Linked DNA regions of Homo sapiens: region 1 is linked to region 2. The links are chromatin loops, found by intact Hi-C in ENCODE. Cell type or tissue: gastrocnemius medialis. All regions are shown on one strand. Each heading gives the region's core, and the rest is flanking DNA. Links, peaks and the distances in the headings are about the cores only. Region 1 has its middle 46 kb from the start of PPP2R3A. Region 2 overlaps PPP2R3A (protein phosphatase 2 regulatory subunit B''alpha).

What was found. Hi-C counts contacts between places; a loop is a spot of excess contacts. Peaks named below come from ENCODE experiments on the same cell type or tissue, not always from the same donor. Only the 100,000 strongest peaks of a DNase experiment are listed, where the experiment ranks them.
Region 1: it touches region 2 in a loop (7-fold over the local background); 94 of 110 quality-filtered maps call a loop at or near these places.

The regions. Positions count from the first base shown.
Region 1 is chr3:135,911,979-135,927,925 of GRCh38, reverse strand. It overlaps the pseudogene SDHBP1. Among named protein-coding and RNA genes, the nearest start is that of PPP2R3A, 46 kb to the left of the region's middle. In gastrocnemius medialis, for the core only: a CTCF peak has its summit at 9,132 (motif pointing left); a DNase peak (open chromatin) is centred at 10,575; H3K27ac peaks cover 798 bases.
Region 2 is chr3:136,034,819-136,050,765 of GRCh38, reverse strand. PPP2R3A (protein phosphatase 2 regulatory subunit B''alpha) reads right to left here. Exons shown (of 14, transcript NM_002718.5): 4 at 9,804-9,907; 5 at 1,405-1,507. Among named protein-coding and RNA genes, the nearest start is that of PPP2R3A, 77 kb to the right of the region's middle. In gastrocnemius medialis, for the core only: a CTCF peak has its summit at 7,940 (motif pointing right); no DNase peak of the experiment used is centred there; H3K27ac peaks cover 1,041 bases.

The DNA.
Region 1 (15,947 bases), core at 4,423-12,422, 120 kb after region 2:
CTGAAGAGGGAGGTCTAATCTTCTCTTTGAAAAGACTCGAACATATTGCCTGGGATGACAAAAGTCCACAATAAACAGCTACTTTGGTGCTTTTGATGGTGTTGATATTAAAGTATGAACCAAAAATCTTATTGTTTTGATTTCCTCATTCCTGCCATTAAAAGAAATTCCCTCTAGTACCAATGAAAGTGTAGAAGGAGATTTATGATACTTGTGTGTAATATAATACTTGGTACATAGCTCTCTACCATTTTCATCATCTCTTAATTCTCATAATATTTCTCACTTGATCCTCAAAACTACCACAGAGGGTAGAGAGGGAAGGCGTTGCCCATTTTATGGACAAGGCTTCAGCCTCATTTTTCAGACAAGGTTGATCCAAGTCACATGACAAACTGCTACAGAATGGGAAGAAGAACTCTGATCTTTCAACATCAAGGGTAGTCCTTTTCCTGTACACAGTGCTGTGTGCCTCTGAAGACATGTGGAGAGACGCTGTAAGTGGCTGCATATGAGGGATTGCAGCTATAATCTGAACTGGTTAGCAGCTGATCTCCCTGAGGCTATATCCAGTCTCCTAATGCTGTTTCATATTAAACATGTTTGGGAGTTAGTCACTTGGCTGGCACATACCAGCAAAGTGATTGCTTCAGCCCTGCTTGAAAATTCTAGGTCCTCCCTTTGCCTGGGGGTGGCAAACTCAATGCAAACCTCAGCTACAATCTTGCAGACACTCTGGGGCTGAAGCTGCCTTTGTGTTTCACTTATACATAATATCATATTTTCAGTAAAAGATCAATGGATGAATTAAGTATTATTAGTCTTTACCTCAATGTACCATCAAAGCTGTTCCTGTGAATGCCACCCCTTCCAAGGAGAGACTGGCAGATCAACAGGTTTAGTCTCACATATCAGTGGGATTTGGGTATAAGTATTTGGCTGCATTTAAACCTGCAGGTGGAGATGCCAGGTTCCCTGTAGCCATCCCCTATCAGGGAGGGGACTAATTCTTCTCAAGCCCTCTTGTGCCTGGGTGCCCAAGTCACTGGCACCAGGTGGTGTGGAGGGATGGAAAGCCTTGTTCTTGCATGTCAGGCAGGTGGATGGAGTCTGCTTCATGCCTTCATCCTGCCAGCCCTGTTTCCTGAGGTGGGCCCATGCTTCCATTTCCCTCGTGCCTCAGTGAAACTCTTCTACCCAGTGTCCCCTCACCGTGTTTTCTCCGGTTCTTTGAGTGTGCCCTTCTTATGGCTCCTTAGTCCCTGGCCTGTAAATGAGATAAGTCTGTTACACTTGACTTAGATTTTTGTCTTTTATTGTTGATCCTTTTCCCCAATCTCTGGCTTTTTTTTTTTTTTTGCCCTACATTCCTATTCCTTACTACAATTCCTAGCAACCATTTTCCTAACCCTTTGCCAGATGCAAACTTTGACAGTTGTCTTCTTATAAGATTCTGGAACTCAACTCCAAAGAGCCATGGCTTATAGGGGAGAAGGAAGAGGGCAATGGTGCCTGCCACCTGAAGAGTAAGGCCTGCTTGTCCAGGTGAAATCTTCCTGCACAGAGTTTATTTGAAGGTTAGTATTTTTATTGTTGTTGTTAATAAAGTAGAATAACATCTATTTATTTTTTAAAATTTTTATTATACATGTTGTATTCATGGAAAATCAAGAACTTTAAAGGAACTCAAATTAGATCTAAATTATGTTCAGCTCTGAACTGGTTACAAGTCATGTTTAGCATGGGAACAATTAAGCTGAAACTTTCTTCTCCTTATAGGTTACCAACATTTTCTTGATTTCCGCAGTAGCCTTCCCTGGATTCAGACCTGTGGGACAAGTCCTTGTGTAGTTCATGATGGTGTGGCAGTGGTACAGAGAGAGTGGGTCCTGCAGCTTGGCCAGGTACTCTTCTGTGAAGTCTTCTCTGGAGTCAATCATCCAGTGATAGGCCTGTATAAGAACTGCAGGCCCCAGATATTTGTCTCTGTTCCACCAGTAGCTGGGGCAGGTGTTGCTGCAGCAGGCACAGAGAGGAGGCTGAGGTGGGAGAATCACTTGAGCTCGAGAGGTCAAGGCTGCAATGAGCAGTGATTGAGACACTGCACTCCAGCCTGGATGACAGAGTGAGATCCTGTCTCAAAAAAAGTAGTTTCTGAATAGGATTCTCTAAGTTCCACTGTTCCAGTACTGCTCAAAATCCAACTGGGAAGTGATGTACATCTTTGGCTCTATCTAAATCCAAGCAAAGTTTATCTATAGGCACCTGATGTCGTTTTGTTCAGACTTATTAGTCATTAAATATTAGCCAGACCCTGGTAGAAAACCTTAAGATTGTCATTAGTGTTTCTTTTACATAGAACACTGTTCATTGTTTTTAGTGTTTCATTTATAGGTGAACTTACCTATTCTCAGGTGTTTCTATATCTGAAAGGATCAATAAAAGATAGTGGTAAAATACTGGTTTGATGGATAGCACATAGGGTCTCAGTAGGTGAGACAGTGAAGGCAGATGGGAGATAGAGCAAGATCACATAAAGGGATCCATGGATTAGCACTCTAAATGAGGTCAAAGAGTAATTGTTTTTGTTTGTTTTCTTTAAAAGAGAGAACTGGAAAATGGACTGGTAATGGTTTTTGGTGTGACATCAGAGTTTAGGTTGGCAGAGTTGAAATAGATCTGGGTAATAATCACATTTAATATAAAGCTGTAGGAGAGGAAGTGGCTAGTGGCTACCAGAAATCTTTGCAGGATTTGAGGAAGAAAGCTTGTTGGAGGTCTAGTGAATGTGGAGTGAATGACGAAGAGAAGAATAGATACCAATGGCCACAAAACAGGGTAAAGGGCTTTTCTAGCCAATGAAGAGTAAGAGTTTGAATATGGTAATATGGAGCCAGAAGAGTAAATATGTCAGTTCCCCTAAATAGCACTAAGATGCTAATCAACGTCCTCACTTCCAGGGGGTTGCAGGAAAGGCAATGTGCTTCAGCAAGGATCGTGTTTCAGTTAAGGCAGGAGGAGAAAGGAGACCAAAGGGGGAAAGATTTCCATTGTAAGAAAAGGCATTTACCAATGGATGAGGGCTCCAGAGGGCCAGCAGAAGGGGTTGAGTTGTAGGAGAGGAAGAAGAAGGAGGATGAGCTAAGGGGAGGTTGGAGGTGATGGTAACAGGAAAAGATAGGCCATTGGAATGGCTAGCATTTAGGCTGGAGGCAAAGTATGTCAGAGTAGAGAGATAGGTAAAGCATGGGCCCCAGGCATAAGGGGTGTGTAAGCCCACACAGAGAGGTTGTCAGCAGTATTTGAAGCTAGGTGCTGCCCACCCTTATGGGCTGGTCAGCAGTGATAGGCTTCTGCCCAGGCCTCCAGATGAATGCAACATGGCTGGGAGGTTATTTTGTGCCGTAGCATGAGCCAGTCTCAAGTGAGGAGGGTAGAATTGTTAGAACTTAGTTGAAAGGAGGAGAATTGTACATGTTCTCAGGCCTTCTGTGAAGTGCATCTACACAAGGGCTCTGATAAATTAACCAAACTTTTCCTTATGTTGGTAACATACTCTCATCCCTTGGTGTCTTCCCGGAAGCATTGGGTCTCATCCGTAGAGTCCTCAGCATTAGGAGGGTTAAGAATTCAGCCCCTAAACTTCTTGGCCAAACTAGCTTGACCTGATGATCATATAATAAAGCTGCTCCTAAGAATCTTCATCATCACGGCAATGGGTCTGCTGACACCTGCGCTCTATTGTCAGGGTGACCACATCTCAACGAAACCTGTAGCAGTCAGGTGGCCAGTCACGAGGGATTTAGATGTGAAGCTAGAAACTTAGTCCAAGAGGTGGGCGGTGGGGGGAGGGGAGGTGGGGGATGGTGCACGGGATAAAAACCGCACATTCGGGTTTTGGGAAAACCATGATATTAAATCAAGATAGAAAAAGCAACAAGATAGATGTAATGCTCAATCATTGAGTGGCTAATCTAATCTTTATGCAACTCAGATGTCAGTTGGGGTCACCCTGACTCTTAGTATCTGTGAAGATTGACTCAAGCCCCATCCTGGGGAAGTACAGTGCCCTCCCACATTATGCATAGTCCTGTGGGCTAACAGTTTCCTAGTCATTCCTGCGATGATTTCCAACTTTGGCTGAGTTCTTTCCCACCCCATTGTGGATCAAATCAAGGGCTCCTTCTCCTTGGTTTCCTCCTAAAGCATCACTCACGGCATTTAGCAGCATGTTGTAGAACTTTAACTGCTGGTGGGAGCTACAGATCAGTACTGGACAATGGATGATGTAGAGTTAATATCAGACAGCCCTGTTCTTAAAAGTCCCCTATATCATTTCTGCCAGCTCCCAGACTCCAGATTCCCACTGTGTGAACTCTCTCTTTCCTAATCTCCTCTCTCCTCCATCTCCTTCCTCTTTCCCACTCCTACTCTAAGTCCCTTTACATTTTCTAAGCAGAGAAATTTAGCTGCTTCTTTGTTAACTCCTGTCAACCTCAGTCCTTGGGCTCACTCTTTCTTCCCACCTAGCTTTTCAAGGTATTTTCCTAAACAAGATAGTTTCTCCTCTAACAGAAATTGTGGAGCCAGCTGGGTAGAAGATTTTTCTCTCTATTTTCATTACCCCTGTCAAAGATAGTTGGCTTCCAGAGTCTGTAATAGGGCTTGACCTGCAAGTTCATTTTAAGTGGCTCCTGATACAATGGGCAGAGGTGGTGGAGGGAATGAAGTTGACAGCTTCCGCAGTCCTGGAGTAGAATGGCGACCTTCTGAAACCGCTGGTTGGTTCTCAACACTGTGGCCCTCTGAGCTGATTTCTCTCATGAGACTTCTCAGACCACATGTACACTCACTCTTGGAAAATGCATCAGCTTGTCCTTTATTCACTCTTTCAGGTAACAGCCTGATCCTCTCTCAGCTCTCTCTTGGAACTCTTGGCCCAAAGATACCTTCTTCCCATCTCTCCAGGAGGAAGACAGACACAAAACAGCTCTTTGTTCAGAACTTGAAAACTCAGTGTCTCCTTTCACCTAATTAGCAGGAAGTACTTTTCCACTCACTTCATTTTCTTATCGGAATTTGCTAACTGGAGCTGAGTAGCTTAGTTTGCATATGAGGTTTGTTTATTAATTAACAGCCTCTAGGCCAGGTTGTCCTTCTCATGACTTAATATCTAACTCAGCACTGGCGAAACCGGGAAAGAGTGCTTGCTGGTAGATTTTCCTGTGATGAGAAAGATCTCCAAAGTGATGTAACAGCTCTTGTGCCTTTGCTGGAAGTTATCCCGAAGATTAAGACCCTCCAAGGAGTGTAACCTGAAATATTTGGGGATCCTTGACAGAGATTGGGGATGGGCACCACTTTGCCAGTTTGTTTTAATAATGAAGCGAGACAAATGGCTTGGGACTCTAAAAGAAAATAGTCAAAATATTTTTTATTTTTTTGAGACAGTCTCACTCTGTTGCCCAGGCTGGAGTTCAGTGGCATAATCATGACTCACTGTGGCCTCAACCTCCCTGGCTCAGTTGATCCTCCCACCTCAGCTTCCCAGGTAGCTGGGACTATAGGCATGCAACACCATGCCCAGTTAATTTTTATTTCATTTTTTGTAGAGACAGGGTTTCATCACATTGCCCAAGCTGGTGTCGAGCTCCTGGGCTCAAGCAATTCACCTGCCTTGGCCTCCCAAAGTGCTGGGATTACAGGCGTGAGCCACTGTCCAAAAAAAAAAAAAAAAAAAATTATTTTGTTTTCCAACAAGCTCACTTTATTTTCTACTCAAGAAGGCACTAAGTAATGACCAACTGTAACCTCACTAGTTTCTCCATTCTGTGCTATTAGGTTGTGATAGGCAGAATTTTGGCCCCAAAACTTTTGCCCCCTGGTGTTACTCCTGTGGTTATGTTATGTTAATTGGCAAATGAGACTTTACATATGTAATTAAGGTTACTAATCAACTGATCTCAAAATAGAGATATTATTTGAGTGGGTCCCAGGGAATTATGTGAACCCTTAACAGCAGAGCTTTCTCCTAGCTAAGGCCAGAGTAGGACATCAGAGAGATTCCAAGCATGAGAAGGAGTTGATGTGCTGTTGCATCTGAGAAACAGGGGCCATGTGCAAGGACCAGAGACAGGCGTCTGGGAACTAAGGGCAGCCCCCAGCTGACAGTCAGCAAAGAAACACAGGCCTCAGTCCCACAACCCACAAGGAACAGAATTCTGCCAACAACCTGCATGAGCTTGGAAGTGGATTCCTCCCTGGAGATCCAGAAAGGAACACAGCCCTGCTGGCACCTTGTCTTGGACTTTGTGAGACCCTAAGCAGAGAACCCAATTGAGCTACACTGTACATGGACCTCTGGCCTATAGAAACTGTGAGATAATAAATATGTGTTGGTTTAACCTTCAAGGTTTGTGGTACTTGGTTGCAGTAATAGAAAATGATCACATGGGCTTTCTATCTTTTATTTGAAAAGGAGTGAGCAGTGGAGATGTCTTTTCTTAGGAGGAGCTGACCAAGTAAGGGTCTTTACGGCAAGGTTCTGTGGAAAAACTTGGTCACTGTGTTCAAAGGGCTGGCCTTCTGTTTTATAATCTAGAGCTACCTAGTCCAATATGGCAGCCACTGGCCACATATGACTTAAATTTAAATTAAATAAAATTGAAATTTTAGTTTCTTATTTGCATTAGCTACATTTTAAGTGTTCAGTATCCATGTGTGGCTAACGGCTGCTGAATTGGAAGGCACAGGTATAGAACATTTCTTTTAATGCAGAAAGTTCTATCGGACTAGAGCCAGTCCAATAGAACCAGACTGGTTCTGGTCTAGATGATTAGCAATGATGGCCTCCAATTACACTGTTCTTTTTTTCTCATTTGCAGCACTGAGAGGTAGGATTTCTCCACTCTCTAGTAGAATTATTACAAAGCAAAAAACATGCAAATTTCTCCCAACTGCAGCAAGAAATATGTGAATTTTGTGGAAACTTTCATGTCTGTATTTTTTTTTCCCCCTTAGAGACCAGGTCTTGCTCTGTTGCCTAAGCTGGATCATAGATCACTTCAGGTGTTGAACTCCTGGGCTAATTTTTAAATTATTTGTAGGGATGGGGGTCTCGCTATATTGCCCAGGCTGACCTTGAAGTCCTGGCCTCAAGTGATCCTCCTGCCTTGGCCTCTCAAAGTGCTGGGATTACAGGTGTGAGCTACTGTGCCCAGCCATCTCTAATATCTTTACATATCACTTGTATAAATTATCTCCTGGGAATAGGAAGCCCTGGCCTTGCAGTAGAACATTTTAGAAATATCAGTGACTGGGTATCAGGCCTTGCTATTTTTCCAGATGGAAGAGGGGTTACCACATTGTGAATGACCAAGAAGTCCCTTGCTCTGGGCTACAGAATTTTCTAAGCGTCTCCTGTTATATAGTAAGACAAAGGTCTTTGTCTAACCACCACAGTCTGTTTGGGTTTGTTTGCCTCCGTGGGTGACTTTATTGGCCTGGCCTGAGGCAAACAAATCCAAAAAAACTATGATGGTTAGACTTGCCTTCTTATATTAGTTTCCAGTGCTCAAGGTGACACTAACCTAGATGAGTTAAAAAAGGCTTATTCTCTCAGGAGACTGAAGCAGGCAGTCTCTGGATCTGTCTTTTGGCTGAGGCTCAAACAACAAAAGTTGAGACTTAAGACTTCGTGGCCCTGGCGAAATTCACATGTAACTTGTGGCCATGAACTAAAGCTTGCAGGTGGTGCACTTGGAGATGTATGGTGCAGGCCAAGGGCAAGGACACGGCTTAGGGGTCAGAAGACCTGAGTGTGAATGCTGCATCCATGTTGCTGTACTACCCTGAGCTACTTAATGAATGTTTTTTCATATTTGGTGAAACAGAGGATAATAATCTCCAATTTTTGGGGTTGTGGTAGAGTTGTAAGGATTGAAGGAGAGAATTGCATGAATTTTCTGGCACCTAGGAGGCTCTCAGGGAACAGTAGCTAATGTTACTCACACATGTATCAGCCCAAGGTTATATCAGAAAGAACCATCCATCAATATCCTGGCCAGTCACCTCTGTAGTGTTGTCTCATTCCCACCTCAATCACCACTTCTATGGCCATACCCTCAGCCCAGTCACTTCGATAATTACACTATCCCCCCAAACATTCTACATCACTTTTCAACATCCTACTTCCTCACCTCTACCCAATACATTCCTCTGAACATCTGATTCCCTGCGATTCTCCCATCTCACTGAAACCTCCAATCCATTATTTCACTGAGGAAAACACAAGCAACCAGAAAAGAACTTCCACAAGCTCCTACCACCACATCTACCTACCTTCTGGCATTTGTGCTCAGAGATTCTGCCTTTCCTCATGCGATGATGGGCAAACTGTCTGTGCTTCTATCCAAGACTCTACTCTGCATCCAGCCCCTCTCTCCCACTCTAGAAACTTGCTCTTGGAGTTGTCCTTCTCTCCTGCATCATTAATTTCCCCCGCTTCGCCAGATCATTTCCACTGCATTGAATATACTAACATTTCTCATATTTAGAAGATTTCTCCTAGACTCCTATCCTCCTTCAACTACCACTTTTCCCTCTCCTCCCCTTTATAGTGCCCTTCACTGGTGTTTTCTCATCCCCTCAATTCTAAATGCTGGAGTGCCCCAGGGTTTAGACCTCAGAATTCTACTCTGTCTACACTTACCCCCAGGGGATTGCATACAATCCATGAATTTGAATATTTCCCACATGCTGCCAAATTTATATACTCTACCTGGGCCTCTCCTCTGAACCACAGACTCATGTCCCATTGCCTACTATACATCTCCACCTGCATATATATGAGGCATCTTGAACTTATTATATCCAAAATGAACTGTTGATTTTCAGCCCCTAAATCTGCTCCTCCCATAGTTGTCCCTGGTTCAGTAAATAGAACTCTATTCTTCCATTTGCTCATGCTAAAAAGCTTGGTTTTACCTTTATCCTTCTGTTTCTCTCACGTACTTCATTGAGTCCTTCAGAAAGCAAAGGGAGAGAGTCTTGAAAGGCTATTTTGTCCAGGCCAAGGATAAGTCCTGAGTCACCAAAGAATACTACCCTCTAGTGACCAGAATTATACATAACCTGCATGTATTCATTCTTATTTCAACAAATATTTTAAAATAGATTTGGAGCATTTACCATGTTCCAGGCAGTGTTCTAGGTGCTGGGGATATAGCAATGAAAATAAAACAAAACAAACAAACAAAAACAAAAAACAAATAAAACAAAAAACAAGTAACATTTTGTGAAGCTTACCTTCCATTGGGAGGAGACAGAAAACTTGTTAGACGGCTAAAGAAAAATACATCAGAAAATAACAGAAAGTGTTAAAAGGCTGCTGTTTTAGATAGTGTGGTTATGGAAACTTCTAAGCTGACATTTAAGCATAGATACTTAAGCATTAAGGAGAGGGAGCCATGCAGAGATCTGGGAATAAATTATTCAAGCAGAAGGAATATGTGCAGAGATTTTGAGGCAGAAGCATGCTTGGGGCATGTCCCAGGAGCAGGATGAACCTCTGTAGCCAGAGTGCAATGAGTGAGGTGCATAAGTGGTGGGAAATGAAATCACGGAGGGAGCTGGGGTGAGATTCATAGGCCTTGCAGCCAAAAAACGGAATTTGGAAATTTTTTTCCGACAGGAAGAGAGCCAGTAGAGGGTTTTGAGCAGAGGTGCATCGTAATCTGACTTACATTTTAGAAGGATCAGACTGACTGCTGGCTGAAGAATGAACAGTAGGTGGAAACAGGGAGACCAGTTAGGGGCCTGTTCCATTTCTCTAGGCATGAGAAGATGGTGCCTGAATTAGATGATTACTGTGCAGGTGGCGTGAAGTACTGGACTGAGATTTCTTTTGAAGGTCGACCTGACGGAGTTTGCTGAATACATGGTACCTGCACAATTCATACTTGTTGGATGAATGGATACACAGAGGTGAGTATTCTGGGGTGAGGCAGGACTTTTCGGGCCTGGATGGAATACCCTGCCATACACCCCCCACTGTTCTTTTGTTGTTCACCTGCAGACATTTGATGACAATACTTTGTTCCAGGTGCCCTAACTCTGAGGAGGGGTGGCTCAAGATTAAACAAGAGGGTATTGCCACTGGAAAATATCTACAATTCTAATTTAGTAAATTGGGTTTATGAGTGATTTTTAATTTCCTTGTCCAGTTTTGCTCAGTTTGACCAAGTCTCTGATAAAGTTGAGATCCAAACCTGAAAATTGGATCCTAAACTCTAGAACCTGGTGGTCCCACATAGTTCTTTCAAGCTGTTGAGCCCATTCTGAGTCATTAATTGGGCTCCTTTTGGGGAAGTTTCTTCGATTTTTAGCAATATGTGGTTCTATTACTCTTTGAATTTGGAATGTAAAATTTCTAATAATTGGGTAGGAACACAGCTTTTATTGTCAGAAGATTTATAGAGTCTTTCTTTACTTCCAAGTTCCTTTCTTCAATTCCAAGGACAGCAGTAATGCCTGCCAGGGCCAGGACTATGGTGAGCCACGTGAGCTGCACAGGGTGCAGCATTTAAGGAAGCACCTGAGAGTGAGTGCCTCCTTAAATGTTTTGCTCCAGGCATTTGCTCGCCTCACCGTAGTCCTGGCCCTGATGCCTACAGAGAAGCATTTTGGTTTATTAACCAGGCAGCTCTAGCATGAAGAGCAGGACCAGTTCCCTACTGTTTGGCCATGACTGTGCAGCAGAAAGCTGCTCTCAGAGAAAGCAAATGGCATGGAGAAGAGCCATGTTCTGGAAAGCTCTGCCAATTTAGAAATTAAAACCAGTGGGAAAATGGGGACAAACATTATGAGGTTTTGCTTCATAATTGACTCAACAAGCCACTGGCATTCCATTTGTTGAAGCCTACCTGGATCTACTAATCCTATTTATAGCATTTCTATCTTGTTTGTAATTCCTCAGATACAGCATTAAAGAAAAAAAGTTCATTCTCTACTATCTTCTTCTGTGCCTTCTTTATATACATTACAAAAATTAACAGAATAAATAATGGCTGCAGTATAAATGCTTTGGACAATCAGGTAAGGGTTTATTTTTAAGTTTGGGTCAATAATTTCCATCTTCAAAATGAGCCCAAATTGACTGAGTGATTCTAAATTAGCTCTTTAGTTTTTTACTCCAAACCATTGATAATGCCACTATTAATTTCAATTATTTAGAGGCAGCATTAATACATGTAAAACAAGAACAGCAATGACAGAAAGGAATAAATTACTTGCTGCAGGACAGAATGACATTTTGAGTGGCACAGGGATTTTTTTCCCTTCACACACTTTGTGCTTTGACATTTCACTTGGCACAAACATTTCACAAATTCTTGACCTAATCTGATGTACTGTTGTTTAGCAATTGCTGACATGACATATTTTAACCTCAAGCTCACTGGATTCCAAATGTTACCTTTTTCTGTCAATCAGGGTTGGGTGACCTCCAAAAAAACAGTCCAAGAAAAGACTACGTTCGTAGGACGTTAAGTGTATTTGCCCAGAATGGAGAAGTAGCAGTTTGAAGTAGGGTTTCGGGTGGGGTGGGAGGAAGAGGTGCTGTCATTTAGGGCAATTATAGGGTGCAAAAAGGGCAGAAGACAGATCCCCAGGGAACCCTGACATCTTGAGAGAGGCAACAGCCCCAAACATAAAATCTCTAGGAATAAACCTAACAAGAAATAGGTTAGGCACATATGACAAAAAATGTCAGAGAATGAGGGGATAGAAGAGATTTAAATAATGCAGAAATTACACTGTCTTCCTAAAAGGGAAGCATGTATTGTATAAACACGTCATTTCTTCTCAAATTACTCTATAGATATAACTTGATTGTCTCTAGGCCTTACTGCCTTTGGGTATGGAAGGGTCATGTTCATATGAATACCTAGATTTTTCTTGTTCATTAGCTTCTATTGACATCTTCTCCCTCCCAGGTCTTTACTCAAGAATCAGCCGACTCACGTGGCTCTCCTCTGCTCTCCTTTTTAAGGGCTATATCAGTTAGAAATGCTTTTAGTTGCAAGTAATAAACAACTCCACCAAAAGTGATTTAAATAATAAAGACATTTAATTGTCTCTTATATTTAGTCCAGAGGTAGGCAGTTCCAGGTGTGATACATTGGCTCAATCAACAAAATCATCAAGGACCTAGGCTCTTTCTATGTTTCCATTCTGCTAACCTGGAAAAATTGCTTTTTGTCCTTAGCCTTGTAGATGCAAGTTGGAAGAACTACAGCTCCAAGCATAATGTCTACATATTACCATGCTCAAAGCAGGAAAAGTGGGCAGGGAGAAACAGGTTTTCTCACAAGGATGTGTCTTTGTATTAGGCAAAACAATATTTTTCTAGAACCCCTCCCACCCCCAGCAGACTTCCCCTTCCATCTCATTGGCCAAAGCTGGGCCATGTTGCCCATCTCTAGACCAATCACTGGCCAAAGGGAGTTGCAACTGCCACGAATGATCAAACATGATTCATCCGTGGCTGCTGTGACTGTTGCTACCAGAACAAAACTGTGATTCTGTTAGCTATGAAGAATGGGACATGGCTGGTTGGATAGGCAACCTATAGCATTTGCCAAAAGATGCAACACCTATGGGCATTTGAGAGAGGCCTCCATAAGACCACTGCTCTGATGGCTGCTCCAGACTTTTTTGATCTGCAAGGCACAGACACTACCCCTGGTAGTTTTTCCAAGTCCTTAGCATGTCAAAGTTGCTTAGCTGCCTGCAGTAAAGAGGGACAAAGAGTGACCTTCTCGGCAAACAGCAATGCTCCTTGTGACCCATCTTGCAAAGGTGCTCATGGAAATTGCTCCTGCCTCTGGTGCCGTCTTTCATATAAACTCTGCAGGTGGGCTCACTCAGCAGCCATCTTTATCTCCCTTCTCCCACCTCCATTCTGCCATTTAGAAGTTAAACATCATCCTGCAGCCTCCTTTTCAGGGAAGGGGAGTCATGTGTGTGACTGTTTTGGGCAATGCTAGATAAGCAGAAATTTGCTAGGGGTTTCTAGAAAAGCTTTTACTTTTCTGATAAAGGCCTTAATGCCAGCATGCATCACTTTGCCACTTAAATTTAATATGATCCTAGTCAAAGGTACTAATAGGATTTTAAAGGGTGACGACAGCAAAATTATTCTAAAGTTTATTTGGAAAAATAGACAAGTGAGAATAGCTAGAATATAAGCTTCATTAGGGCAGGGATTATATAAAAGTAATTTCCAATGCTTTTATGCTTTAAAAAGACTTCCACATTCTGAAATCCATTACATATTTATCTTATTATTTTTTTCTGGTTTCATTTTTTACTGTAAAAAAATCCAAGTGTCAAAAAGTCACCATATGCAACCTTAAGAGACAAGCAACAAACTGGGAAAAGTCTCCCTGTTTCAGCAAGGTGACAGAGGAGCAAGATGTCAGGGGGCGGGAGTGAGAGCCAGTGTGACTGAAGCATGGAGTCTCCTTTATACAGTCTGGTGGTATATTATTATCCCCACATATTATTATTATCCCCATTTTGTCAGTGAGGAAATTAAGAAGTGAGATAATTTGCCCAAGATTAGATAACCTGGGGTCAAAATCCAGGTGTTTTTGATAGTAAGCCAAAGTCTGTACTCTGTCCATTACACCTCACTGCCAACCAAATTCTGAGAAAGTTTAACTTTCCAACTGAATTAGAAATAATCAGAGGAGTGGGACAGAAGAGGGTAATTTAAGAGATGTCATGGGAGGTGGGAAGGTGTAAATTAAGGGGGAAAGATGGAAGTGAAAGTTATCTACAATACATAGACCACTACTGGGTCTAGGATCATTGGGAATGAACAGGCAGGAAGGATGGACCTCCAATTAATGTTGCCTATGGCCTGGACTGAATTCATGCACACACATCACCAAGGGAGTGTATAGTAGAAAGCGCACAGACCTCTTCTATCCAACAGATCTTCCTTGATCCCCTTTCATCACTTACTAACCACATGTCAAAATGAGAATGAAACAGAATCCTTAAGTAATCCAACCACAGCCACCATCATATTGCAATGTTCAATTCTCTTAAGGTACCCTGGCTGGTGCTCTTCCTCCAGGTGTTCTGATTGCTGCCAGATTGCACTCCCAGAAACCAATGGCACAGTCCCAGAGCTACATTTAAAGATGTTGGTGTGGCAGCAAAATTTGTTTGTTGGCAACAAGCACCCAATAAGCAGAATTTTATTTTGGTTGCAAGTATCCACCCAAACTCCATGAATTAAATACTCCTGGTTGACATAGCATAAAGATTGCATGATTGAACCCACAGCTGTCCAGAGAATTTTTTTTTAGACAGATGCATTATATTTAAAGCGGAATGGCCATTGTGAATTGACAAAGGTAAAACATAATTAAATAAAAATGATTATACTCACCATGGATAATTTCTATCAGTACTATTTATATGGCTGAACAATGAAATCCATGATGGAAGAGTTCCATTTAAAACTAATGTTGCTTAATTTATGGTCAGCTTTTCAAAATCTTAACTTCAGTCACTTTTTGCTCAATACAATTATAGCCATAAATAATTTAAGTTGATTAAACTTGAACAATTCAATTTATGAAAGATTACAAAGTACCATAAATTTAGCAAATTTCTATTTATAAATACAGATCAGATAGCACATGGAAATAGGTTTACAATTTTTGTAGAGAAAATTTTAATACAAGTAATATAATGAAACACCGGTTTATCAAAGTGATCAATAAAACTAAAGATTATCACAGTCTTTTTTATAAGTTAAAATGACTGACATGAGAATTTATGTTATTTATCCTCTTTAATAATGAACAAGAACACTCAATTAAAATAGCCATATTAATTTCCTAGTTTAGTTTATTTGCTTATTATTTTACAATTGCTCTGAGCTATTGCTTTGATGTCTGTAAAAGCTATAATTTTGCTGCAAACCTTGAAATTAATTTAGAAACAATTTGATGTCCCATTTTTCGGTGAACAATTCAAGAAACAAGCAGGTAAAACTAATCACAATGCATTGGTGTGAACATACTTTAAAGGGTATGTGTAGGTGGAAAAAACATGTTCTTGATTCAGATGGTTTTTAAATATTTATAATACCATATTTATACATGAAACTTACACACATATAAAGGCAGTTATACAAAGTAGATGCTTAGGAAATGTTTGTTGAATAAATGACTAACATACTTTGCCAAACACAGATAAGTGCACATCACCATGTCATAGACACGCTATCTAAAACTTAAAGAATTTTAAACATTAAAAAAGTTTATTTAAATGATGTGTGGCATATTTGCTGGAGGAAGTAGGGCACAAAGTTCCTCAGACAAATGTCACCTCACATCTGTTTTGTTTGTTGCACAGCATGGCGATTTTAACTACCTTTTCCAGATCCTCTTCAATTTCTGCACCTGTGAACTAAAACGCAAATATTATTAGAAAGGTTCAATCCTTCCCCTAGGGAAGCCTCATTTTTCACTTCTTATTTTAGAAAGAATCTCTGTTGGATTAGATACACTTGTACAATTTTATCTGGCTTTTCAAAACTTCTTATAAAAGCTTCTTTCCTTGTGGGCTCCCAGACCTGAAAGAATACTATATACCAAATTCTACTTTCATTATGCCGTTTATTTTACTGCTTCTAAGTGCCTCATAACATCTTGGTCTCCTACATTCACTTTAAGTCTCTCCCAAATCCATGTAATTTTGCCTCATGCCTCACTCTAAATTTTTAAAAAAATATCCCATCAATCCAATTGCATGTTTATGTCATTAGAGTTAAAAAGGACTTCCTTTACTAATCACACTGGCCTAACAGGTGTTCTTATTTGAGGACATAGAAAGCATCCCACCTGCAGGAAGTATCCTCAGGGACC
Region 2 (15,947 bases), core at 4,340-12,339:
GGGAACATGGCAGCAGGAGATTTCTGCAGAGTAGAAGACCTCTTAGTGTCAGGAAAAAGAAAGAGAAGTCTGTGGGTGATAGGAGCAAAGGGACCCTGCTGCCTGGCAACACCCTAGGGGTGCAGCTAAAACCTTAAAAGAAAACAGCTGTGTGTGCATCTAGGCAGACGGGCCATGGGTATCTTCACCAAAGGTTCTGGGGCTTGACACGTGGCACAGAAGCAGCAAAGACCTCTGGATCTGAAGGGAATCTGCTAGCCAAAGATGGCTGATGTCTCAGCAGTAACTCCCAACCCTAATGCTTTGGTACCGTGTAAGACCTCAGAACTGTGGCACAGCTCCAGGCTGAGAAACCTCAGGAAGGTCTGAGGTTAAAAATATCCGCCAACCTGGTAAACGAAGGCTAAAGTTAGAAATTCAAATCCAGAAACTTATACTTCTGATAGATCTGACGTTTATTCAGGTCTGAGACTTATCCTTTTTTTACATGTATAATATATGGATATACAACACACAGAGTTTAAAATTTCATACACAGAAAAGGAAAAATGAGAAGTACAGTGCCATTGTTTTATCTGGTTCCATCAGTGAAAGCTGCTCCCTATAAATGAGTTTTCTAGATAAGTACATATAGAGTCTATGCTACTAAAATAAATTACTAATCTCAGCTGAAATCTGGTAATGGGATTGGGACTACTGCCATTATCCTAAATTACTCCCACACTAGAGTACATTTAGAGCTTCTGGGTCTTTTTTTTCTCTTAGTGTTTCTTACTCTCCTCACTACCTTTGTAGTCTGGTGGTGTAGTCTGTTTTTTGCAGCTCTCCATGCACTTGATTCTAGTTATCCTCTTTCCCTTCTCCTATTCTAATTTTCTGTTTCAAATATATCTTGGGTTGAAGAATCAGGAAACCAAGCATTTAAAAACTGTACTTAAATAATGGGTCAGGAGGCAGTGAGTGAAGACCCCAGAGTTCGTGAGAGTGATCCTGGTTACATCATGACCTTTTCTTTCTTTCTACCAGGTTCTTAGCTATGTTCTACGCTAACAGAGAAGTTATCTTCTTGCATTCTATCATTTCAGAAGGTGCTTCAGTGATTGCTGTGGGTGGGCAAGGGGGAGGATGAGTGGCCCCTCTCCTCTGCTTCAGTGGGAGTAGCCCTGAAGGAGTAGCTCTTTTACTACTATGGGTTCTGTTTTAGATTTCATTTAACGAGATTTCATTTAACGAGATTTCATTTAACGAGAGGATCTTACTGCTAAAACAAGTTTGAAAACCACTCTTCTAGAATCTGATATCTAGATCTGTGTAGCTCAATTGACATGTTATAGTTGTAAATTTTAAACAAAACTGCTGAAACTCCAAAATTAGAACCCATTTTCAAAAGGAGATGAAAATTACCTGAAGTAGAGGGATGAAATCCTCCTGTTCTAGAGAGCTGCAGTTGGGCTTTGCTAGAAGACAGATGAATTTAGAGGCATCATCATGATGGTTATTCAGCAACCTATAAAAGAAACAACTGCTTAGGAAGATTAGTTCCTCTGAACAAACAATGACAATAACATCAATAGTTAGTAATTTCAGTTTGATCTGAAGGCCACTCAGATCAACAATCAAGTAAGGAATTTACATAATCAAAGGATGTTTTAGAATGATGAGCTGTCTATAAGGTTGGATGAGTACTGAAGTCTATTAGACCCTCTTCCCTTCCAGGGGTCTCAGCATGAAGTAATAAGGCCTTGACCTTGATGGTAAAACGGAAACAGGAAGGAACAGCTGTCTAAAGCATTTTCAGGAAACATTCCTCAGGACTCCAGTAACCTCATCTAGTATTCCAAGCACCCAATGGTTCAAGCTAGAAACTTGGGAGTCGTCATGAACTTCTCCCTTCCTTTTACCCCGACACCTATCAACTACCATGTTGTTTCATTTCTACCAAATTTGCCTCTTTCTGTCTCCCACTGCCAATATCCATGCTTAGGCTCTTGTTTGTTGCTTGATATTTCTGAGTAACATATTTGATCACGTCATTGTCCAAATTAAAATTCTTCTGTCAAGTAGGCTAAAGTCCCAGCTTTTTTTTTTTTTTTGAGACGGAGTTTTGCTCTTTTCACCCAGGCTGGAGTGCAGTGGCACAATCTCAGCTCACTGCAGCCTCCACCTCCTGGGTTCAACCAATTCTCCTGCCTCAGCCTCCAGAGTAGCTGGGACTATAGGCGCATGCCACCACGCCTGGCTAGTTTTTGTATTTTTAGTAGAGACGGGGGTTTCACCATGTTGGCCAGGATGTTCTTGATCTCCTGACCTTGTGATCCGCCTGCCTCGGCTTCCCAAAGTGCTGGGATTACAGGCGTGAGCCACGGCGCCTGGCCTAAAGTCCTAGCTTCTTGACCTGACATAGAAGGGCCTCCAGAATCTGATCCTACCTGCTCATGTCCCCTTCTCTTACCATTCCTGCACTTGTGGTTGCACAAATGTTCCATGCCTTCTCACACCAGGCATTTGTAAATGCTACCGTCCTTACCACAATACCCTTTTCCCTTACTTCACCTTCCAGGAACTCTTGCTGGCCTCCTGTGTCCTTCCATGTGCTTATTATTTCTGTCATGGCTGTTCCACAATAGCATAACCTTATTGGAATAACTTTTTTTTTTCAACTTTTATTATAGGTACAGGGGTACATGTACGGGTTTGTTACAAAGGTATACTCAGTGATGTAGAGGTCTGGAGTATGAACGAATCCATCTCTCAGGTAGTGAGCATAGTACCAATAGCTAGTTTTTCAGCCCTTGCTCCCTCCATCCCTACCCTTTCTTGTATTCCCCAGTGTCTACTGTTCTCATCTTTTTTTTTTTTTTGAGACGGAGTCTCGCTCTGTTGCCTACGCTGGAGTGCAGTGGCGCAATCTCAGCTCACTGCAAGCTCTGCCTTCTGGGTTCACGCCATTCTCCTGCCTCAGCCTCCCAAGTAGCTGGGACTACAGGCACCCGCCACCACACCTGCCTAAATTTTTTTTTGTATTTTTAGTAGAGACGGGGTTTCACTGTGTTAGCCAGGATGGTATCGATCTCCTGACCTCGTGATCCACTCACCTCGGCCTCCGAAAGTGCTGGGATTACAGGCGTGAGCCACCACGCCCGGCCTGTTCTCATCTTTATGTCCATGTGTACTTGATGTTTAGCTCCCACTTACAAGTGAGAACATATGGTATTTGGTTTTCTGTTTCTGCGAATTTGCTTAGGATAATGGTCTCCAGCTGCATCCATGTTGCTACAAAGAACAAGACTTCATTCTTTTTTACGGCTGCTTAGTAGTCCATGGTGTACCTGTACCACATTTTCTTTATCCAGTCCACCATTGATGGGCATGTATGTTGATTCCATGTCTTTGCAATTGTGAACAGTGCTTCATTGAACATATGGGTGCATAAGTCTTTTTGGCAGAATGACTTATTTTTCTTTGGGTATATACCCAGTAATAGAACTACTGGATTGAAATGTAAACTCTGTTCTTTGAGAAATCTCCAAACTGCTCCATGGAGTTCAGCCATGTCCACCTCTTTAGTGAGACTGGGGAAATTTCCGTGGACTATATCCTCATACGTTTTCCAAGTTGCGTACTCTCGCTCCTTCTCTCTCAGGAATGCCAATGAGTTATAGGTTTGGTCTCTTTACATAATCCCATATTTCTGAGAGTTTTCATTTTTTAAAATTCTTTTTTATTTTTGTCTGCCTGCATTGATTCAAAGGAGTGGTCTTTGAGCTCTGAGACTCTTTCCTCAGATTGATCTGTTGTTATTAATGCTTCTAGTTGTATTATGGAATTCCCGTAGTAAATTTTTCAATTCTAGAAGTTCAGTTTGGTTCTTTCTTAAAATGGCTGTGTCATCTTTCAACTCTTGGATCATTTTACTGTTTTCCCTGGATTGAGTTTCAACTTTCTCCTGTATTTCATTGAGCTTTCTTACCATCCAGATTCTGAATTCTGTCATTTCAGCTGCTTTAATTTGATTAACAACCATTGCTGGGGAGCTAGTGAGATCATTTGGAGGTAAGAACACACTCTGGGTTTTAGAATTGTCAGAGTTCTTGTGCTGGTTCCTTCTCATCTGTGAGGGCAGGTGTTCCTTTATCTTTTGATGTTGCTGTCCTTTGTCCTTTGGATGGAGCTTTTTTGTTTTTACTTTATTTCCCTTGAGGGTTTGACTGTGGTGCAAGCTGAGTATAGCCAATTGGCTTTATTTCTGCATGCTTTCAGAGGGCCAAGGCTCTGTATGGAATCTCTTCTGGATTTCTTTTTTTTTTTTTTGAGATGGAGTTTCACTCTTGTTGCCTAGGCTGGAGTGCAACAGCGCAACCTCGGCTCACTGCAACCTCTGCCTCCCAGGTTCAAATGATTCTCCCGCTTCAGCCTCCGGAGTAGCTGGGATTATAGGTGCCCATCACTATGCCCGGCTAATTTTTTGTATTTTTAGTAGAGATGGGGTTTCACCATGTTGGCCAGGCTGGTCTCAAACTCCTGACCCTCAGGTGATCCACCTGCCTCGGCCTCCCAACGTGCTGGGATTACAGTTTTCTGTCTTTCTTGAGACAAAGCCTGGCTCTGTCACCAAGGCTGGAGTACAATGGCGTGAACACAGCTCACTGCAGCCTCAACCTTCTGGGCTCAAGTGATCCTCCTGCCTCAGCCTCCCAAGCAGCTGGAACCACAGGTTCATACCATCATGCCTGGCTAATTTTTTTGTAGAGACAGAGTCTTGCCATGTTACCTAGGCTGGTCTTGAACTCCTAGGCTCATGCAATCTTACTGCCTCGGCCTCCCAAAGTGCTGGGATTACAGGTATGAGTCACTGTGCCTGGCCTGTATGGGATCTTTATTTGTGGCCAGAATCCTGTACTGGGTTTTCTCAGGCAATTCATGCTGGAATTTTTTGGTGCTGTAATTCAAGCTGTAACCTGGGAGATGGCATTTAATAGTAAGGGCTACCAGGTAGACTGCAGGTTAGGGGTATGTCTGTGGGTGGTCTGTTCATGCAGTAGGTCAAGGGTGAGGGATCCCTGGGTAGGGTGATGCTGCCTTGGCCGTGCAGCTGGTGTGGTGCCCACAGCCTAGGTTTTTTTGGCCAGCAGATAGCAGTGAGAACTTCCCAGCTTGTGCTTCCTTGACAGGTCTCCTGGTTACTGCCCAGAATTTGGCCCAACCAGCTAGTTTGTCACAAGACTTCTGCACCCAGATCACTGGGCTATTAGGTGTTCCAGACTGCCAGGCTCCCTTGGGTAGAGGTTGTGGCCCAGTTCCTGTGCCAGCCCATTAATCCATACCTCACTTTTCCCAGTGCTCTGAGAGTAAGGGCTCTTCCGCCACTTGAGTTCCAACCACAAGTCTCAGCTTGGCACTCCTGGACTGTGTGCTCTAACCCTGGGGGCCTGGGACCAGGCCTGTAGCTTAGTTCTCTGGCTCCCTGAGGTCGAGCACCAGCTGTGCTGGGTGAGCCAAGGTGCTCCCAGGCCACCAGTAAAAGCGCTCCACTGGGGGCCACTGGCAAAAGCGCTCTCGCAGGGGAGTGGAGGCTGTGCTGTGTGCCTGCTCCTATGGGAGAAGCCAGACAGGAGCCCTGGGAGGGGCTGGTGGACAGGGGAGTGCATGGATCAGATACGCCCTGGTCCTGTGGGAAAGACAGCCCTGCTCTCTCCAGGTCTGGCAGTCAACAAAGGTTAGAGCCTCTTAGAGGAATATGGAGAGCCTTGGGGGATAGGTGCCTATGGTTGTGTTTTGTTGCAGCTGTTCCCATGCAAAACCCCATGGGCTCTGTGTAGCCTCGAGCTCTGTCTCTGCCAGCTCTCCAAGCAGTTTTCCCTGCCAACTCAAACGTCCATGGTGGCTGTGGGATCTCTTGCAGCTAGAATCCCAGATGTCCACAGTGACAGTGGCCTGCTCTGCAGTTACTTCTTTCACCCCTTCCTTAGGAGCCATTCAGAGCCCATGCAGGGTTCTCAGTTTCCTCCCTCTTCAGCCTCAGTGACTGCATCATCTCTCCACTGACTCTCAGTGCTTTCTCTTAAAAGGTCTGTTCAAAGTATGCTGGTTTACTCAATATTTTGGTTTCTCTTGGTAGGAAAGAGAAGCTCTCCCTGGCTGTGTCTTCTTGGCCATCTTAACATCCTTGTCTTTTTTTTTTTTTTTTTTTTTTTTGAGACAGGGTCTCATTCTGTTGTCAAGGCTGTGGTGCAGTCTCATGATCATAGCTTACTGCAGCCTCAAACTCCTAGGCTCAAGCGATCCTCCCAAGTAGCTAGGATTACAGGTGCAAGCCAGCACACATGGCTTGGTGTAACTCTTTCACTAGACTGTAAGCTCCTTACAGGGTATAAAACTGTCTTACTTTCTTTGTATCCCAACCGCCCTCAAGACCAGACACAATACCTGGCATATAGTTAGCATTCAACAAGTGATTAAGGAAGAAAAATAAGAAAATGTTTTTGATCAAACAGATGTATACTTCATTTGTGCTTATTAGAGCTATACTATGATTTTTATACTTATTCTCCATAACATTCCTCAACATGCTTAAGGCTCCTAAAGTTAAATAAACACATGTTTCAGAAAAAGATTCACGCAATAGATGCTAATAGGAGCCACCTCTCAGGATTAGAAAATGGGTGGGATGATCACAATAGAAAAACAGTGAGGTCTTTCAAAAGAACTACTTATATATATAAAACAGAATAGTAAGATATAAAAACAGCAGAGACATGACAGATGAGAGCTACTCTGAGAGGACAAAGTGAAATCAGAAATGGTCTTTTGCTGTGAAATAGAAAGAAAAGGTGAATTACAATTTTCTGCCAGTGTTACTGGCTGGTCAACTCTATGGCAGGAGAAAAGATGATAAAAGTCATGAAAGCTAAAGAATGAAGGTAAGCATAGCTATTCTAAACTAGCATCTTTCAGAACTTTTAGGACAAAATGTTATTTTGTTAATGGACAAATGATACATTGATATGAAAAGGTAAAAGAAAGTAAAGCATAATAAAGCTGAAGCAATATTATTGATTCCATTTGAGATGAGTTCTGCCCAAAAGCTGATACTCTAGGACCTCAAAAAGAAATGCTATGGAGCAATGTCTTTCTCCTAAAAATGTCCTGACTATAAGAAGAATATATGTCAGAGTATAGACATGAAATGGGCAGCGGCACAGGGAAAGGAAGTGGAACAGAGCCCTTTGGAGGAGAGATACTGAGGCCTCCACCCCATGAGCAGTCTGACATGAGAGAAATTATTTCCCTATATTCTGTTTTTTTTTGAGATGGAGTCTCGTTCTGTCACCCAGGCTGGAGTGCAGAGGCGCGATCTCGGCTCACTGCAAGCTCCGCCTCCTGGGTTCCCGCGATTCTCCTGCCTCAGCCTCCTGAGTAGCTGGGACTACAGGTGCCCGCCATCTTGCCTGGCTAATTTTTTGCATTTTTAGTAGAGATGGGGTTTCACTGTGTTAGCCAGGATGGTCTCGATCTCCTGACCTCGGGATCTGCCCACCTTGGCCTCCCAGAGTGCTGGGATTACAGGCGTGAGCCACCACGCCCGGCCATTTCCCTATATTCTTATGACTTTTATATTTGACTCTTTTTTTTTTTAAGATTATGTAGAGCTACTGGAGCAAATCAGCATATATATGTATTTTCCAAAATGTTTTAATTCTGTATAATTACCTGTTAGCAATTTTTTTATTTGAAAGTTTTAATATACTATACTTGAGCCCACATTGCTTTATGCAAATGTTACAAAAAAAAAAAATTACAAAACTAAACACGTCTTCTCCAAGGTCAACGTGGTAACTCACACCACCATGTTTAGCTGCTTAGTCTCCCAAAATAGCCACACTTGGGGCTCCCTTCAAGCACCCTGGCTTTTAAAAGACATTTTAAGAGCTCAAAGAGGAGTTTCCACTAGAGGGCACTCAAACCATTTTAATATCTGACTGTAAAATAACACTTTAATTTAGAGACACACTTATCTATTCATAGAATTTTTCTGATGAAAAAAAGACAGGGATAGTTGCTCATGCTATATAACTTCATAAGCAATTTTCCTGCAGTTAACCAAAATGGAGACTTGTACTTCATGTCTTTCCCCCGCTTTTTGCGTTTTGCAGAAATGTCTTCCTTACAGATAAAATTTAAACAATTCATCTGAATAAAATACAGCTATTGTGGTGGTGGCTATGATCTATCCACCAACATACACTCTTTTTAAAAAAATTTTTTTATTTTTAAGTTCCAAGGTACATGCGCAGGATGTGCACGTCTGTTACATAGATAAACACGTGCTGTGGCGGTGTGCTGCACCTATCAACCCATCACCTAGGTATTAAGCCCAATATGCATTAGCTATTTTTCCTAATGCTCTCCCTTCCCTCACCCCACCCCAACAGGCCCCAGTGTGTGCTGTTCCCCTCCCTGTGTCCATGTGTTCTCATTGTTCAGTTCTCACTTATGAGAATACCCTCCACCAACATAGACTCTTTAGTTCTAATGTGATGTATGAAGAACTTGAACTTGACCTGCTGCTAGATTTTTAAAAATAAGAATACATTTATTAATCACCTACTATATTCTCAAGCATTATCCTATTAAGGGCTTTTAGCTGAAATGAAGAAATTAGAAAGAATCTGTCTGTTCAATCTGCTGCTATTATAGGTTGATGTTAAATAATAATAACAATAGGTGAGTAGCATTTCCCAATAGTTTACCAGGAAGGATATTTAGCTCAGAAAAGGCGAGAAGAACATGCATAACAAGGGTGCTGATCAGTTAAAAGAGGCAGAAGGGGCAAGCTGTGATACTTAGCTAAGATGTATAAATATACCAAAAAATAACTCCTAAAGAAGAAAGAAGGGAGAAAAAAGAGATAAAGAAGAAAGATGTTGGGTTTGAATTCAAGAAAATTTGTCAGAATGTTAGAATCCAGGAAAAGCTTGATAAATATACTAGTCCTTCAGTTCCTTAACTGGAGCTTTCAAAAGGTAATGATTAAAATCTATTAGAATTCAGTATTTCTAACAAATCAACTATATATAATTCTAAATTGGATCTATGGGAATGAAAATGTATTTCCCATGTGACACATCTGATTTGCCCCCCATAAAGGGGAGTTCCTTTTTGCTTATTTCACTGCTGCCAGATTCAAATCCTGAGACCCAAATTTAACAAGTAAAAGTGGCTGGGTGTGGGGTTCACACCTATAATCTCAGCACTTTGGGCAGCCGAGCTGGGAGGATTGCTTAAGGCCAGGAGTTTATGACCAGCCTGGGCAACAGAGTGAGATCCAGTCTCTATAAAAATTAGCCAGGTGTGGTGGTGCCTGCCTGTAGTCCCAGCTACTTAGGAGGCTGAGGTAGGATTATCACTTGAGCCCAAGAGTTTGGGGCTGCAGTGAGCTATGATTAGGTCTCTGCACACTAGCCTGGGCAAAAAAGTGACATTCTGTCTCAAAAAAAAAAAAACAAAAAAAAAAACAAAAAAAAAAACAAGAAAAACCAAGTAAAACTAATAAACTATCAAATAGTTTTTAAAGAAAGATTTCTGCAGATCTGCTTTACTGTTTTTTAAAGAGGTTAGATAAAGGCTTGTGGCAAAGAACTTGTATGTGAGTATAAATGGTTGTAAATCATTGAATTTTCCTTGTTGATATAAAGAGTAAAGGGAAAATGTATAAATGAGTAAAATAGGTGACCTTTAGAAAGCATGTCATGAGGGTCACACAATTCTTTGCCTAGCTCCAGAGAGACTGCTCACATACTTACTTTCTCCACATGGCAATGAATGACTGTGCTGTCACAAATCCTGTCTTCTCTCCCCCTGCAGCCCTGAACATGGGGGCTTTCCAATAGAGAGGACAGCCACAGACCTGCAAATAGAAAACACATACAGGGTAAGCCAACAGGGAATGAAGAGATGACACGGCCAAAGAAAAGATCTTTGTGGCTTTTACCCTTCATGCCACAGTGGATGGAAGAGCCCTCAGGAGAACAAAACTGGAGCATAGGAAAATATATCAACTAGGGTAGATTCAGAGAGAGGCAGAGGGGAAACAAAATAAGAGAACATGTTCAATGAAGAAAACGGAAATTCATTTATGTTTTCTCCAAGTCCATTTAAAGTGATTCCCTCCTCCAACCTGACAGTTAAAGCAAACAGCATCCCTTCCCACCACTTTCTTCTTTTTTGAGACGGAGTCATGCTCTGTTGCCCAGGCTGGAGTGCAGTGACACAATCTCAGCTCACTGCAACCTCTGCCTCCTAGGTTTAAGCAATTCTCCTGACTCAGCCTCCTGAGTAGCTGGGATTACAAGTGCCCACCACCACACCTGGCAAATTTTTGTATTTTTAGTAGAGATGGAATTTCACCATGTTGGCCAGGCTGGTCTTGACCTTCCGATCTCAAATGATTCACCTGCCTCAGCCTCCCAAAGTGCTGGGATTACAGGCGTGAGCCATTATACTTGGCTTACCACTCTTATAAATTTACTACCTTCTAGAAAGAAAAAGAAATGACTGAATGTCACAGTTGTAATATATGTCCTTCATTCATTCCTTAAGCAGAAAATAACTTCGTGTTAATATTCCACTACCTATCTCCTTCTCTCTCCTTTGCCTATTATGTTATTAAGTCCCAGGTTCAAGAAGAACCAGAAAATCCTAGACTGCTCAAGAAAACAGCTATCATATCTATTTAAATGGTTATAATTCAGGTAAAAGATGAAAGGTAAAATGCTATAATTTATTTATATATTAGAGGCTACCACAAATGATTACAAAGCCTTAGGAAAGACTGGAAATGAATATAAAACAATTTTAGTACCCTAAAAGGTATTGATTTTTCTCGATAAAAAGCTCTTCCTTTCAATTAAAAAAAACCTGAAGGAGAAAAAATTCTCTATGAAAAGGGAGGTAAATTTAGTAAGAACTCTCTTTCTCATGAGAGTAAAAGGACAATTTATTTTTAATTGAAAGGAAGAGGTCCCCAAGTCCCAGGCCATGGACACATGGAGAGGTAACAGTCCGTGGCCTGTTAGGTACTGGGCCACACAGCAGGAGGTGAAGGGCAGGTGAGCGAGCAGTACCACCTGAGCTCCACCTCCTGTCAGATCAGTGGCAGCATCAGATTGTTATAGGAGAGTGAACCCTATCGTGAACTGTGCATGCAAGGGATCTAGGTTGTGCACTCTATCTAACGCATGCCTGAGGATCTGAGGCAGAACAGTTTCATCCTGAAACTACCCCCACTCTACCCCCATCCATGGAAAAACTGTCTTCCACAAAGCTAGTCCCTGGTGCCAAAAAGGTTGGGGACCGCTGCTGTAAGTAATAATACAATCGTTACTATTAGCAAAGAAATAGTCTCCAAATCATCTCAATTTCTACACACACAGAAAACATATCCCAAATGTGGAACTCTTCAACAAGTCACATTTTGTTATGAGATAAATATGTTATTATTCACATTAGACCCAGGATCTGTTGCGCCCTCATCATTCTACAGAGGAAAAGCCTCTCCTCTAGAGGAAGACTAGATGTGCATCCACCTTAGGCTTAGGTGAAGCTGCTCCTGGTGTGAGACTTCAGTGCACAGGGGACCCCCACAGGAGCCTGAAGAGTACCTAGTCTGACATTAGTTATCCTGAAAGAACATCCAGGCTGCTGGGTTCATGGAGATATGGAAGGCAAGATTCAAGCCAAGGGAGGTAAGGACAGGGCAGAAATAAGAGGCTGCTACTGCCAGGGCCACTAAAGCATGTCTGCAAGCAGAGCAGAATTTAAGATTTTTTAAGTCCAGAGGTCGAATATCTCATACCTCCACTGGGGTCAAGAATGAGGGAAAGGTGTTGCTTAGCAACCATGTGATTTTGTTTATTGTATACATAATTATTACCAAGGTGCAAAGCTCACAATTAATATACTCTGGCTGTATAAGCTGTTGAATCCACTTTCCCCAATCCTAGACTCTCCTTTCATGCAGAATGGTGGTTTGCCAAGAAAATGCTCTTAGACAGTCTTAGTGATGGGCTAGTGGCAACTACTGGGAAAGAATCGTCTGTATCATGGAGGCAGGGTGAATGGAGCCACAAACAGACGGTGTGCGGAGACGCTGGAACTGGCTTACCAAAGTGCTTCAAACTCCCACCATTAGAGTCACTCATGAATTTTTCAGAACTGGAAGGGATCAGGAATCTTTTAACTTCCTGATCAGAAACACTTCCAGGGGCTGTGTGCTTACCACCTTCTGTGGGGTAACTTCCACTAACTAAGCAAATTTCATTCTCTTACAGTCTTTTCTCCAGAAGACTCCTATTAAAATGGATATACACCAGCTCATAAGGAGGATTAAGTCTCTGAAGATTAATAAACTTATTATGACCCAGAGGCAAAATCCTCAGAGACAGGGTACAGAACAAAGATGTTCTGAAGTAGACTGGAAAAGGTCAGCCTATTGTTCTCATAGTGGGGTACCCTGAGTAGCCAAGTGTTATACAGCAGGAGGGTATTATGCCCTTGGAAAAATGACAAAGGGAAAAAATGGGAAAGGCAGAATGGTAAGGGCTATGGACATTACACTCTATTAAAAAAAGTATGCTAGCCTGCATCTGCTTAAAAATCAAAGATTTAAGGTAAAAGGAGCCAGGAGATCAATAAGAACCTAAACAGTAAATGGTATTAATCTGAAGGCAAGAAAATAGCACTTTTATTAATAGAAGAGAGAACAAGCTTTTTCTTGTTGAAGTGTGAAGTGTGAATACTGACATTTTGTTTTTGTTTTTTTTTTTACAAAGGAAGAGTGGATAGCAAGTGGGTATACACAGAGATACAGAAAATAGATTTAGGAAACTTATTTTTAGAGGGGGAGGCGAGTCAATATATGGTAATCAAAGTTCTGGAGCAAAGAAAACTTGATCAACACCTACGATTTGATCTAAGAATGGCCAACAAAACAAATAATCCAAAGCAAGGTTGTCTAATGATACACATAGGAGAGGATGATTACCCAATGTTTGTAATCTTCTTTCAACATTTAAAGATGTCTCAGGCTTGTAATTTCATTTGGCCTTCACGTGATCCTCACATAGATGAGGGCAGTGATTTTTTTAATCCCATTTTACAGATGAAGAAATTCAGGTACAGAGAGGCTACCTTCCAGGCCACAGGTGTGATGGGTAAAGATGGTGCTATGTCAGCCAGAAGACAGGAGCTGCGGGGCTTTGTATGGTTCAGAAAAGAGTCTTATTCCTTTTCCTCAACTTTCTGCTAGAAGTTAAAACTCCATGATGAATCCTTTGGCCCAGTCTCTGAAAAATGCATTTCTTACTGTTTCTCTGTTTCTGTTCCTAAGTTGCTTTCATTTCTCTGAGATTCATTCTCTATTCTTTTCTTCTCTATCATTACTTAAAGCTGTGGAAAAACGTACAAACTACACACTGAGAATTTAACCAGATGTAAGCATTAAGTTCTTCAGGGCTGTTTGAGGTCTAAGATGAATGAGCTAAACTTCACCAACAGATGCAGATTCCATAAACACAGAGTTTTCTAGGCACTTAAAAACAGATCCCAGTCTTTACAGCTACACTTGAGTGCCACTAAGAGTAAGCGGCAAACTCAAGCTGGTCTTCCAAATAACTTTATAAACTACAAGAATCCATAAGAACATTCATTTATTGCTCTAACAAACTCTCTCCTCCTTACTCCTTAAAGGTTGCCTCTCTTCTCCTCTTTCCTATGCCAACCTATCATAAGAATATGAACAGTAAGTGCTGGAGACACAGAGCTCACTGCCTGGTACCAGAAAAGACTTGCATGCATAGTAAAGAACTGTCGAAAATAAGGATGACTTAGTGAGTACTAATAGACTGCAATAGCCAAGTAAAAGCTAAATTAAAAGAGAATTAGGAGTAATAAAAAGTCTCTGAGGACTGAGGGGATCATGGTGGACGGGAGGCAGGACTAGACTGCAGCTCCAACTTGGGACAGACAGAGCAGTGTGTGGAGGCTTGCAGTGAGAATTTTCGCTCCAGAACAACTGCAGGAATAAATCAGGAAACCTGAGAAGACCCACAGACCCCCTGAAGGAAGCGGACTGTTCCTGTGGGACCCAAGAGGCACCCCAAATACTGTGCTGGTATACACAGCTGAGAGACCCACAGAGGGTTCACATCACAGGACGCTGTGCAGACAACCCCCAGTAGCAGTCCAGAGCCTGGACTTGCTGGGCGGCTAGATCCAGAAGAGAGATAACAATCACTACAGCTTGGCTCTCAAGAAGCCACATCCATAGGAAAAGGGGGAGAGTACTAAATCAAGGGAACACCCTGTGGGACAAAAGAATCTGACTAACAGCCTTCAGCCCTAGACCTTTCCTCTGACAGAGCCTACCCATATGAGAAGGAACCAGAAAACCAACTCTGGTTATATGACAAAACAATGTTCTTTAATACCTTCAAAAAATCACACTAGCTTATCAGCAATGGACCCAAACCAAGAAGAAATCCCTGATTTACCTGAAAAAGAATTCAGAAGGTTAGTTATTAAGCTAATCAGGGAGGCACCAGAGAAAGGCAAAGCCCAATGTAAGGAAATCCAAAAAATGATACAAGTGAAGGGAAAAATATTCAAGGAAATAGCATAAATAAAAAACAATCAAAACTTCAGGAAACAATGGACACACTTATAGAAACGCAAAATGCTCTGGAAAGTCTCAGCAATGGAACTGAACAAGCAGAAGAAAGAAATTCAGAGCTCAAAGACAAGGTCTTCAAATTAACCCAATCCAACAAAGACAAAGAAAAAAAAAAGAAAATATGAACAAAGCCTCTAAGGAGTCAAGAATTATGTTAAACGACCAAACCTAAGATTGATTGGTGTTCCTGAGGAAGAAGAGAAATTTAAAGTTTGGAAAACATACTTGGGAGAATAATTGAGGAAAACTTCCCCAGCCTTGCTAGAGACCTAGACATCCAAATACAAGAAGCACAAAGAACATCTGGGAAATTCATCACACAAAGATCACTGCCTAGGCACACTCTCATCAGGTAATCTAAAGTTAAGATAAAGGAAAGAATCTTAAGAGTGGTGACACCAAAGTACTACGTAACCTAAAAAGGAAAACCTATCAGATTAACAGCAGATTTCTCAGCAGAGCCCTACAAGCTAGAAGGAATTGCGGCCCTATCTTCAGCCTCCTCAAACAAAACAATTATCAGCCAAAATTTTGTATCCAGCAAAACTAAGCTTCATATGTAAAGAAAAGATAGTCTTTTTCCGAAAAACAAATGCTGAGAGAATTCGCCACTACCAAGCCACCACTACAAGAACTGATAAAAGGAGCTCTAAATCTTGAAACAAATCCTGGAAACACCCAAAACAGAACCTCTTTAAAGCATAAATCCCACAGGACCTATAAAACAAAAATGCAATTTAAAAAACAAAAACAAAAAACCAAGATATACAGGAAACAAATAGCATGATGAATGGAATGGTACCTCATATCTCACTACTAATGTTGAATGTAAATGGCCTAAATACTCCACTTAAAGATACAGAATTGAAGAATTGATAAGAATTCACCAACCAATTATCTGCTGCCTTCAAGAGACTCACCTAACACATAAGGACTTGCACAAACTTAAGGTAAAGGAGTGGAAAAAGACATTTCAGGCAAATGGACACCAAAAGTGAGGAGTGGCTATTCTTATATCAGACAAACTTTAAAGGAACAACAGTTAAAAAAGAAAAAGAGGGACATTACATAATGATAAAAGGCCTTTTCCAACAGGAAAATACCACAATCCTAAACATATATGCACTAACACTGGAGCTCCCAAATTTATAAAACAATTACTAATAGACCTAAGAAATGAGACAGACAGTTTAACACAACAAGAGTGGGGGACTTCAGT